Regions from separate parts of the Homo sapiens genome. Here all the other regions are linked to region 2. A link is an interaction called in ENCODE POLR2A ChIA-PET data of the cell type or tissue named here. Cell type or tissue: GM12878. All regions are shown on one strand. Region 1 has its middle 150 kb from the start of SLC38A4. Region 2 overlaps SLC38A4-AS1 (SLC38A4 antisense RNA 1). Region 3 has its middle 88 kb from the start of SLC38A1.

Region 1 (4,000 bases), 280 kb before region 2:
TAATCGTCCTAGGTGGTTCATTAGAATTAGCTCTGCTACTTCATATTCACATTTTTTTTTAACCAGTCTCTAATTATCTAGCTGAAACTCTTAATGCTTTGGATGAATAGCCTGGCTCAAAGACATTTTTACTTCCTATAAAATATAATTTGGATTCTGGAAAGGTGTTATGAATGCTACATTAGTATTTAAAATGTCACAGAAAAAGAAATAGATTAATGCTAAGATTTCGTTTGAAACAGCTGTGGAAATTTTGAGACATTATCACTTGCCTCTAGTTAGAAAAATATTAATTTCTAATGATTCCTATTAGACATTAGGATAAGAAACTTTTAAAAAGAAACAATTGGAGACTTTATCTTCTTTAAGGGCATAGTTTCTTATTCGTGTGCCAAAAAAAATAGATCTGTTGCATCATGAAGACTTTATATAATAAAAAATGTTCCCTCCTGGCACCACTGCCACACCTCACCAGCTCCTCATGAACAGTGAGCACCTGAAGGTCATCCATTCTTCTGAAGAGCTGCTCCTACATTCCAATTTGCTGAATTACAGTTTGTTCTCCATATTGCCATCAGAATTGCCTTTCTAAAATGCAAATTGATCCTGTCAGTCCCTGTTTAATTGCAGCTCCCTCTTGTCCTTCCTTAAGAAAACCTTTCTATCTGTTCACCTAAATGTTTCTAGCACCTCGTGGTGTATTTCACATAAAATTATGGATATATGGGTAGATGGATGGATGGATGGATGGGAGCATGGATACAATTAGCAGATTTTCCATAGTACAGACTTCCAGCTTCATACAGGATTTGGTTGACAGCAATTATGGAGCCTAGTGCAACTTCCCACTAAAATAAGTGCAAAGAAAAAAACAAAAACTCACAACATCATAAACTAACATTTAAAAGCGATTTAATTGTGTTCAGAAAAATACACCCAAGTTTTGCCTCCTAACGCATTTAGACTTCATCTCATGAAAAAGAGACTTCATCTCATGAAAAATCTCATCTCATGAAAAATCTGGGACAAGCAAACGCATCTTCACCAAATTAAGCTAAATAAACTAAGTGTTCAACTTAAACTTAGGAAAGAAAACTGCCAGGAAGAAGGACAAATGAGTTAATAAAGATAAAAGCAGATCTTAATTAGCTAGCATAAAGCCAGTAGTATATTAACAAATCCAAAAGTTGGTTCTTAAAAAGACCAATAATGTGATTATATTTTGATGATATATCATGAAATTGGAAACAATCCATCAATATTAGCATGAATAAATAAATTGTGTTCTAATCACACAATTGGATACTATACATTAATATGAAAAATCTGTAGCTGCATGCACTGTATTAGTTCATTTTCACTGTGCTTTAAAGAAACACCCAAGACTGGGAAAATTATAAAGGAAAGAGGTTTAATTGACTCACAGCTCCACATGGCTGGGGAGGACTCAGGAAACTTACAATCATGGTGGGAGGTGAAGAGGAAGCAGGCACCTTCTTCACAAGGCATCAGGAGAGAAAAAAGAGTGAGGGAGAAACTTCCAAACACTTATAAAACCGTCAGATCTCATGAGAACTTATTCACTATCACGAGAACAGAATGGGGAAAACCACCCCCATTGATCCAATCACCTCCCTGCCTCGACATGTGGAGATTAAAGGTCCCTCCCTCGACACATGGGGATTACAGTTTGAGATGAGATTTGGGTGGGTACACAGAGCCAAACATGTCACACCAACACACTTGACTCTTAAAAATACGATTTCAGGCAATGGATTCCAGACCAAAAAAAATTACATATTATATATTGTATACTTCTATTTATAAAAATTTCAAAAACAGAAAAATAATCTATGGTGTTAGAAATAAGGATACCTTTGAGGAGAATTATATATAATGGATACTTTTCATTGGTAGGGTGCTTGTATGTGTCTGTATGGGAGATTCTTGAGATGCTGGTAATATTCTATTTCTTGACCTAGGTCGTTACATGGATATGTTTGATTTGTTTTAAATATTAAGTAATACACTTTGATTTCTGCATTTTTAAATATATATGTTATACTTCAATTCAAAAAGTTTTAAAAATTAAATCAAGAACAGAAAACATTTTAAGAACAAAATATATTCAGAGAAAAATATCAAAATACTAGTAATGAAAATAGCTAATATTTATTGAGTACTGTATTAGTCTGTTTTCATGCTGCTGATAAAGACACACCCGAGACTGGGAAGAAAAAGAGGTTTAATTGGACCTGCAGTTCCACATGGCCTGGGAGGCCTCAGAATCATATTGGGAGGTGAAAGGCACTTCTTACATGGCAGCAGCAAGAGAAAATGAGGAAGAAGCAAAAGTGGAAACCCCTGATAAACCCATCAGATCTCGTGAGACTTATTCACTGTCTCGAGAATAACACGGGAAAGACCGGTCCCCGTGATTCAATTACCTCCCCCAGGTCCCTCCCACAACACATGGAAATTCTGGGAGATACAATTCAAGTTGAGATTTGGGTGGAGACAGAGCCAAGCCATATCAGGTACTTACTATATGTACAATATTATGCTAAGTATCTTATAACATATGACCTTATAATAGACCTAAAAGGTACCTACTTATTAGCCCTGTTCTACAAGGGAGTAAAATGATTCTTGGAATGGTTAAGTGACTGCTAGAGGCCACACGGTTCAAAGTTCCTATTCTCTACCACTCTTTCATACTGCTTCAGAATAGCTCCAATTCTCAAGGCACAAATTATTTTATATTTAATTACATGCTCTTTAAATTGTTCTAGACAAACGGTTTCAAACTTTGGATTTCAAAAACTATGAGAGCTAAGGGGAAAAGTTGGAGAGACCAACATGGGATTGCCAGGTTTTAATTTTTGTAGTAGAAACATTCTTTTTTATTACCATTTATCAGCAGAATCATTTTGCAAAAGAATAAATAATCTAACATTGAGAATATGGGAAGTGCATAAGATCAGAATTAAGGACTATTCTTTAAATCAAATGACGTTATAAAACCCATTGCATCTTCCTTATTTTTTTTTTTCATTATACCAGGGAATCATGAGAACTTTTCTAGGAATCAGCATTTGTATACTGCTGTATGTTGAGGTTGAAGTTAGGGGAATATCCCAGTACGTTTTATGATGATAACATAACTTTAATGCTCCAACCTGAGAAAGATAAAATAGACTAAGATGACCATTGAATGCAAACAGAAAGTTCTAAATGAACAATTAAGCAGACTGAATTCAGTCCTGTGTTGAAATAATAATAAACAATTCTGTTTCAGAAATGTAAAATAGTTTAATACCAGAAATTCAATCAATATAATTAGCTAATAATATATTTGCATCAGCCAACTAATGCTACAATGTTGTATAACAGGCAATTATAAAATCTCAGCAGCATGCACCAGAAAGCATTTGTTGAGTGTCAGTGTGTTGGCTGGAGTTTCATTGACCTAGGCTGGCCTCATCTGGAGAGGCTCTGCTCCACATGGCTCTCTCATCTTCTTTGGAGCAGAAGAATGTCGAGCCCAGATTTGGAGCTAGCAAAGCCATATTCTTCTCATGATGATGGCAGAGGTGTGAGAGACAAAAAAAACATTCAAAGGCTCTGCCGGCACAGTTTCAGAACTGGTACACTGTCATTTCTGCCTCACTCTATTGGCCAAAAATAGTTATAAGACTGAATCCAGTCAAGGGTTGGAGAAATAATACTCTTCCCTTTTAAATGGGAGGAACTGTAAAGTCACATGAGAGGGGTGAAAAATTAGGACCTGATATGGAAGGATGTGTGTCCCTTCCAACTCTCAAGTTGAAATGTTACCTCCAATGTTGGTGATGGGCCAAGTGGGAGGTGTTTGGATCATGGGAGCAAGTCCCTCATGAATGTCTTTGGCCTGTCCTCATGGTAATGAGTTAGTTCTCATTCAATTAGTTCACATGAGACCTGGTTGTTTAAAAGAGCCTGGCACCCGCCTCCTCTCTCT
Region 2 (4,000 bases):
GTACTAGATTTTGTTAAATTGTTTTCCAAAGTGGTGATGTCAGTGAAATTCTCCCATGAGCAGTGCATAAAATTTATTTGCTCTACATCCTCACCAATACTTGATCTCTGGGGAATGTAAAATCCTACTTTCTGGTGGTTTTAATTTTGTGTTTCCCTGATCACTATGTTTATGGTTATTGGCCATTCAGGTTTTCTTTTCTGTCCACTGCCTGTTTATATCCTTTACCCATTTTTCTATTGGGTTGTCTTTTCCTCATTGATTTATAGGGGTTCTTTATACACAGTGTGTATAAAATTTTTTATATGTTTAAATCTCTTTCTCACTTTTCACTTCTTTAGGTATTGTTTAACATCAGAAATTTCTAATTTTAACACAGTCAAGTTTATCCATCTTTTTCTTTAATGTTTATGTTTTTGTACATTGTTTAAGAAATTCTTAGGTATTCAAAGGTGATACAAGATTTCCTTTCAGATGTTTAAAAATTATACTTTTCACATTTAGGTCTTCAACCTACCTGTGATTAATTTTTGTACAAGGCATGATATAGGGATATAATTTTACTTTTTCCCATATGGATAACTAGTTGTACCAGAATCCATTACTGAATCATCAAACTCTTCTTCTATATTACTTCTTATATATAACAAGTTTCCATCTGTGTGTGGGTCTGTTTCCTAACTGTCCTTTCTGTCCCATCAGCATATATGTCTATGCCTTTGCCATCACTGCCCTTCCTTGATTACTATGGCTTCATAATAAGTCTTGAGATCTATTAATGTAAAAACCTGTACCTTGGTCTTCTTCAAAATTATCTTAACTATTTTTGGCCCTTTACTCTTTGTATAGAGTTTAGAACAGGCATGTTGAACTGCTACTATCACCATGGGTCTTTTATACTACAGATTATACAGCTGGATTTTTATATACAAAGGTTAATCAGAAAACACACAATCTGTTACTTGGGGGCTCTGTTAATTGGCTACAAAGTTGTATACACAAATTCTAAAAATGCATGAACTTTGAGCACATTTTATGAATTAAGCATTGTGCAGGGTACCTTGCATATATTAATTTAGATGGTCCTCCCAGAGATGTTGTAAGGTAGATAATATAATCCCAAATTTACAGGTGAAGACACTGAAGATCAGAGAAGTTGTGTGGAATGCCTAAGGAAGGTGTAGTAACCAGCAGTAAATGTTAAGGTAAAGATTCAATTCTAGATCTTTTCAGATTCCAAAGTTCTTGCTCCTTCTATAATATCATTTCAGACTACGCCAAAACCTTCTAGTTTAAAACAATAAACATAATGTGACTACTATTTGTATTGCATTTAGGTACTCTGCATTTAGGGATATTATTTACAAATTGTCATTTGCCCATATAGTGAACAATTCAGTCATTTATTTGAAAGGCATTAAATGCCTATACTATACTAGGCACTGGGTACTCTTAAAAGCAGCTCAAAATTGACCTGAATGTCAACACACTCTGAAAAAAAGTTAGAAAAGGTGAAAATGTCAAATTAGCTGGGGTTCAAGGTTCTCCAATTACTTTGAAAAGCTGCAGATGCACTACCATTAATTTTGCTTGAGGGTTGTTAATTCGTGTGTGTGTGTGTGTGTGTGTGTGTGTGTGTGTGTGTGTGGTCTGAGCTGAAAACCCAAAGAATTTTAAGTCATTTCAAAAGATTCTCTAAGTTAGGACAAATTCACAGGTAGCTACTAATTTAGGTATTTCCCAATTTAGGCCACATCACATGTACTACACTGAGACAGTCACGTGGGAAAGGCTACTCGGCAAAACCCCTACAGGCCTGCACACTGGGGTGGAGCCACAGAAGTCTGCAGGGAGGAGCCTGGCCCCTCCTCTTTCTGGGTGAAACCTGGGATTCAATCTGCAAGGCAGGAAGCCCAGGGGCAAGAAGCACACTCTTTCGCCTTGCTGATAGTCTCCCTTTCCCCTTGTCTTCCTTTTCACCCAATAAAACCCTGCCTTAGTCACCCTTTAAATTGTCTGCGAGCCTAAATTTTCAATGCCCTGTGACAAGAACCCCATCTTCAGCTGAACTAAGGAAAAGTCCCGCAACAACACTACATGTAATTAAGTGAGGAAAGGATGTCTTATAATTTTAGGACTGGTTAATCACATGGAAATTGTGAGGACACGTCTCATTTTTTAATCAATAAAAGGTAAAAAGTCGGGTTCTCTTCCTATATTCTTTGGGTAGCACAGTATGCGGATCTCTGAGCTTTAGTTTCCCAGGTTGCAGAAAAGGAGAAAATTTTAATGTCCATCTCAAAACATCATGATATTAAATGTGTAATGCATTCGAAAAAGTACTTTATAAACTATAATGTATTAAGTGCATGTTACTTACTGTCAGATAAAAATTTAATAATCGAAATAACTGTTTCTAGAGCCTATGTGTGAGCTAAAAAGCAGTTTGTACTCATTTCAGAATGGGAAAGACTCAGGGCAGGGAAAGGAAAATTAAAGATTTCTAAACAAAAATAAATAAGAACAAAACAACACAAGTTATTTCAAGTTTTCTTAAGAATCAGAATAAATATATTTGAGACAATAAAACTTCTCAGTGCCTTTTTACAGGTGGCATCCTCCTTGTAGGGCACAGAACAGTTATTACCTGATCAGCATCTTCCAAAGTTCAGGACCACTGAAACCATAATAGAAGAATCTTGGGAGCTAATGTCAAAGAATCATTTTTTGCTATGCTTGATTTAAGTCCAAACTTTAATGTGATTTTAATCTATTGCATATCCAATGAGGAATTTAACTGTGATAATACTGAAAAGAAATATTGGATGAGAAACAAGACAGGCCAAAACCCACAAATCTCCTGGGGCCACTCCTGACATGATTCTATGTCAATAGACTGGTTTTTAGCCAGAGGCTTTTCCGAGCATTCTGTCTTTCAGTTACAGATTGCAAACCATTGGAAATAAAATGCATCATCTTAAATTGCAAGAGCACATAGAAAAAAAGTAGCAACAGCATTACAGAAATATGATTTATAGCTAAAAGGGTGTGATATTCTGATGCCTTTCTCCTTGCTTTTAGACTCCTGTAAGGTTCAGCAGGACCTTAACCCTAAATTAAGTGGCTTCATAAAACCTCTGATAGAAAACAGTCTTGGACTGTCAGCAGGATGTTTGTGGATTATCTTAAGTAATAATTAACAATCAACCATTGGATTCAATGACAAAAAATACTGAACCATCTCTTCCCCAGTTCCAGCTATTGAAGTAGACTATGACTGAAAAACAAAAATAAACAACATATTTCCTGAGCTGAAGAACAGAAAGTAAAATTCAAAAACCTGTCTTCATGGCTACCACCTTCAATGTGCCATTTGTGTACTGTACCATGTCCTGGGGGGAGCGGGTGGTTAGGGCTGAAATCCAGCCTGTACTCCACTTATCAGGCCCTGCACCCTGGGATGGGGCTGTGTCAGCCAGAAGGAAGAGAGGTCTTCTAAGCAAAACGCTCCATGAGTCTGAAATGCTGCAACAGCACAAGGCTAATTGTCACAAAACCATTGTATAGACTAGCGGGCCCAGCCTGGCTGGCTCAATAGTGACTCTCTAAATGACTTATGGAAAATCACAACTTTTTCATTTCCTGCAAAGGAAGCCCTTCACATTGTTAAACTACCAATGTTTGTCAATCCACACAAAGACTACCATCCATCTCCTGCTGACGGGTAACATCAAGGGTCTTTCTCTCAAAATAGAAATAATAGAAACAATTGTTATACAGCAAGGTCCTGGCCTTTCTTTAATCAATGGCATTCACTCTGCCACACTTTCCTCACCTTCTTGTCCTCTAGCTTTAGCCACAGCTGGATGGAAGCTCTAGAAAACTTTTCACAAGATAGGATTAATCCCAAAGATCATTTTTCTTTTAAATTTAACTAGCTGTTTGCTGCTTCAGCCATCACTTGATGTTAGCCTCTCTGACATGACAAAGACAAAATTTG
Region 3 (4,000 bases), 210 kb after region 2:
AGCACAGGAATAGCCTGGGTCTTTTACGGTGTGGCTGGGAATGAAGACCCCCTTGATGAACTCTTCTGGCCTACCCAGGTGACAGCAGTGCATTCTGTAGGGCCTCGGTGGCACACACGCAAAACTCAAAGTAGAAACCTGGGGTACGGGAGTCCAAGTCATGTTCTCCAATATAACTTCGTTAGGAATAAAGCTGATATTTTTATCCTTACATGCTTCCTATGCCTACTTCTTAATTGATCAAAACCCCAAGGGCAAAGGGTGTGAGTGAGTAATTAGCACTTTTAAACTCAAGCAGTGGTAAAAGTTAAAAGACTATTGAGAATCTGAGCAGATTTTGTTCCAAATTGAAAGGGCCAGTCCTGCAGTGCCTTTGATAGTTCTGGCTTCTTCCTTCTACTCTCCCTCCATGAGTATTTGCTAATACTGTTCCATTCCGTCCTTTTTTACACAGAATTGTCAGGGAAGAGCTATTCTCTGCCTTTCCCATGGAATTAACTATGGGCTTGTATTAGGGCTCTCCAGAGGGACAGAATTAATAGGATATATGTATATATGAAAGAGAGTTTATTAGGGAGAGTTGGCTCACATGATCACAAGGCGAAGTCTCACAATAGGCCGTCTGCAAACTGGGGAAGAAAGAAGCCAGTAGTGGCTCAGTCCGAGTCCAAAAGCCTCAAAAGTAGGTAAGCTGACAGTGCAGCCTTCAGTCTGTGGCCAAAGGCCAGAGAGCCCCCAACAAACCCCTGGTGTAAGTCCCAGAGTCCAAAAGCCAAAGAACCTAGAGTCTGATGTCCAAAGGCAGGAGGAATAGAAGGAAGCACCCAGCATGGGAGAAAGATGAACACCAGAAGACTCAGCAAGCCAGCTTAGCCCGTCTTCTTCCACCTGCTTTGTTCTAGCCATGCTGGCAGCTTATTGGATGGTGCCCACCCCCATTGAGGATGGGTCTTCCTCTCCCAGTCCACTGACTCAAATGTCAATCTCCTCTGGCAACCCCCTTGCAGATGCACCCAGAAACAATACTTTACCAGCTATCTAGGCATCCTTCAGTCCAATCAAGTTGACACCTAATATTAACCATCACGGGGCTTAATGATAACTTTGCAACTCAGATGTCCTGTTTTCTTACTTTCTAGATTTATAATTGTGTTCTACCTAGTTTGGAAAGGGTGGATGAGGCCCAAATAACTAGGCCAATTTTTGAATATCAATTTTTAAAAATCTTTTATTAGTTTACATGTTAGGCTAATCCAAGTTGGTAGAATAATCTGCTCATTGGGAGAGTCAGTACACCACCAAAATAACCTGACAAATTACCCAAATTATATAAAGCCATAGCACTTAGAATTGAACTGGGTACAAATAAATAAATAGATCATAATAGTGAATGCATAAATGATCCAAAAAATACCAGAAAGGTGGCCTTTCAAATCAATGGGGAAAAATAAAGGTTACTTAATAAATGATAGGAAAAAATACATAGTTTTTGAAGAAAATGAAACCAGATTTCTATATTACCCCTTATGTCTAAAGAGAACTTAGATATATTAAAGACTTTAAATAACACATGTGTAAATATATCTATTTTTATAAGCATGAAACCATGACTTAAATAAAGTATGTGTCAAAAAATTTAGTTAGCTTATTAATTAAGGAACAAGTAATATGTTTAAAAATTGGTCCAAAGGAGAACTCAAAGAACAGATACATATATCAGCAATCAGGAATTCTAAAATGAATTTGCTAATAGATGCAAAACTGGCCTGTCCACAGGGGGAAATTAATTGCATCTTTTTTTTTAATGTACTTTAAGTTTTAGGGTACATGTGCACAATGTGCAGGTTAGTTACATATGTATACATGTGACATGCTGGTGCGCTGCACCCACTAACTCGTCATCTAATTAATTGCATCTTAATCAGACAGAATTATTTTGTATGTCTGGACAATAATCATTTCCATCTCTCAGTTTTCTACAATTTAGAGGGTTATAAAGTAGCTCAAAAAACAAAAAAAGGGGGTGCGAGGCAAAACTCTTATAGAATCAGATAACCCAGAAGCAGCATATAATATTTCGTTGAAAGTACACCCACCCAGTAATCTTTTTTGCTTCTTTTAAAGTCTTTCCAGTTTCCGTAACAACTTCCCCTTTGTGACTATAAAAATCTCAAAGATTATTCTTGGTCATAAAAAGAATGGTCCCATTAGCCTTGGCCTGATTATTTGCATGGGTGCGGCAAGGGTGTTAATTAACCACATAAGCTTCCTTGAATTTGGTTTGCAATTCTAGAGCTATGTACTATTGAACAGCTACTGGAGCCACAGAACTGCACTTTTAAAAGTCTCTATGGGTTGAGGGGGAAAAAGTCTCCATCATTTGCTAGCTCAGGGCTAGGAAAGCAAGCCCGAGAGACTCCACCGTATTCACCTATACCATCTATAGATTTGGATGAATTCCTTTCTACTTGAGGTCGCTTAAATTTACTAAGGTTCATGGCCTGCCAGGAAGTGCTCTTTGTCACCACCCATCATAATAGGATCCTATAGACCAGTTTAGGTACTAGGCTCTAGGTTACAACCCTAGAAGGTTGGTACTAAGCCAGGGTTTTGTAGGCATTGGCTACAGAAATAAAATTAACCTTTGTTCCTTGGAGTTGTTTGACATACCTGTTAAATGACCATCATCCTCACATATGATCTTCCAAGTAAGGCCATGGTGACATTCAATTTTGTCCAGTTATGCACCGGGAAAGAAAAAGACTCTTGTTGAACCTATGCAAATAACTACATTGCTGTCAAAAAGGTAACTCAGTCACAGTGTTTAAACTCGGGGTGGGGGAGAGTTCAGTGAAAAGCAGGAAGAAAATGTTTAGTTTTATTTTACAAAAGCAGAGTCTACTGAATTGTTGTAGACTGAAGATAGCCTAAGAAGAAAGAGAAATGTCTTCCTTATATATCCAGCAAATACAGCCTTAAAACAACATCAATACAACCACAGTGAAAATTTTCCTCATCAGCTCATTCTGTCCTTTGTAATTGTGTTTTGCTGAATTTTGGATTGGCATTTCTGCATTCAGAAAGCTATGTGCTTCTGCATTGAAAAGACTCCTGTAAATTCATACTCATTACACAGGTACAGACTGAAAATTGTCTAAATACCATCAGCTCAGGGTTTGTACCCAAGAGTCTATTCTTTGAATAGACTTCGATAGTTTAAAGTACTTGGTGCAATCTTCTTCCATGAGACTCTGAGGCTCTTTCTTTGCTGAAGAACCAAATTTTGGCTTGTAGTTAATAGCAGAGACTAAGGTTAGTTTCAGGAAGCAGAAACCTATTTGATAATAAGACCAAAAGTTGTAGTTAATTTACCTCAGTAACTAATAGTTATCCATTATATCTTAGGTATCCTTACCGATAACCTTGAAGGACCACGTGGTATTCCACTGAAAGGTCACCTAATAATCTGTTTTGCCCATTTCAAAGTCCTTTGCAATTTTTCTCTTGCAATATATATATCTATATCTTATATAGATAATACCTTGGAGTGCAGAAGATCTCTCTTGTTACAAAACATAGGAGCCACAGAGGAAGTAATTGATCAGTAAATATTTTAAAACTCTGTATGACATACAATAGTGCTAACATGTAAAAAAATCTGAAAATCCAAATGGGATACAAAACTAATATTTGCCACTCATATGTTGCAATGGATGGGACCTGCCTCTTCAGTTTGAGGTTCAAATTATTCAAAATATTCCCCTGGCCAAATTTCCAGGATGCCTAACACCTCTTTCTTTCCCACTTCCAAATGGTGCAAGAACCCAGAGGTGTCTGCTTCCAAACTCCAGGCAAAGAGAGAACTGGTGAATGTAGGCTTCACAGCAGGCTTCCTTCCCACCTCATTCATTTCCGCCACTGCCACATGATGTCCTTGTTGAACACCGGCCCTGTGTAATCTGTTACATCTGTGTCTGCTGCTGCAATCATGTCCTCATAG

The links. Peaks named below come from ENCODE experiments on the same cell type or tissue, not always from the same donor. Only the 100,000 strongest peaks of a DNase experiment are listed, where the experiment ranks them.
Region 1: POLR2A ChIA-PET joins it to region 2 with 5 read pairs; 12 of 35 experiments call an interaction of 5 or more read pairs at or near these places.
Region 3: POLR2A ChIA-PET joins it to region 2 with 5 read pairs; 1 of 35 experiments calls an interaction of 5 or more read pairs at or near these places.

The regions. Positions count from the first base shown.
Region 1 is chr12:46,670,798-46,674,797 of GRCh38, reverse strand. No RefSeq gene overlaps it. Among named protein-coding and RNA genes, the nearest start is that of SLC38A4, 150 kb to the left of the region's middle. RefSeq lists an enhancer at 3,963-4,000. In GM12878, no CTCF peak of the experiment used is centred here; no DNase peak of the experiment used is centred here.
Region 2 is chr12:46,390,667-46,394,666 of GRCh38, reverse strand. All of the region lies in intron 2 of SLC38A4-AS1 (SLC38A4 antisense RNA 1), which reads right to left. Among named protein-coding and RNA genes, the nearest start is that of SLC38A4-AS1, 9.0 kb to the right of the region's middle. In GM12878, no CTCF peak of the experiment used is centred here; a DNase peak (open chromatin) is centred at 1,785; H3K4me3 peaks cover 1,215 bases; H3K27ac peaks cover 1,444 bases.
Region 3 is chr12:46,178,545-46,182,544 of GRCh38, reverse strand. No RefSeq gene overlaps it. Among named protein-coding and RNA genes, the nearest start is that of SLC38A1, 88 kb to the left of the region's middle. In GM12878, no CTCF peak of the experiment used is centred here; a DNase peak (open chromatin) is centred at 2,244; H3K4me3 peaks cover 295 bases; H3K27ac peaks cover 1,238 bases.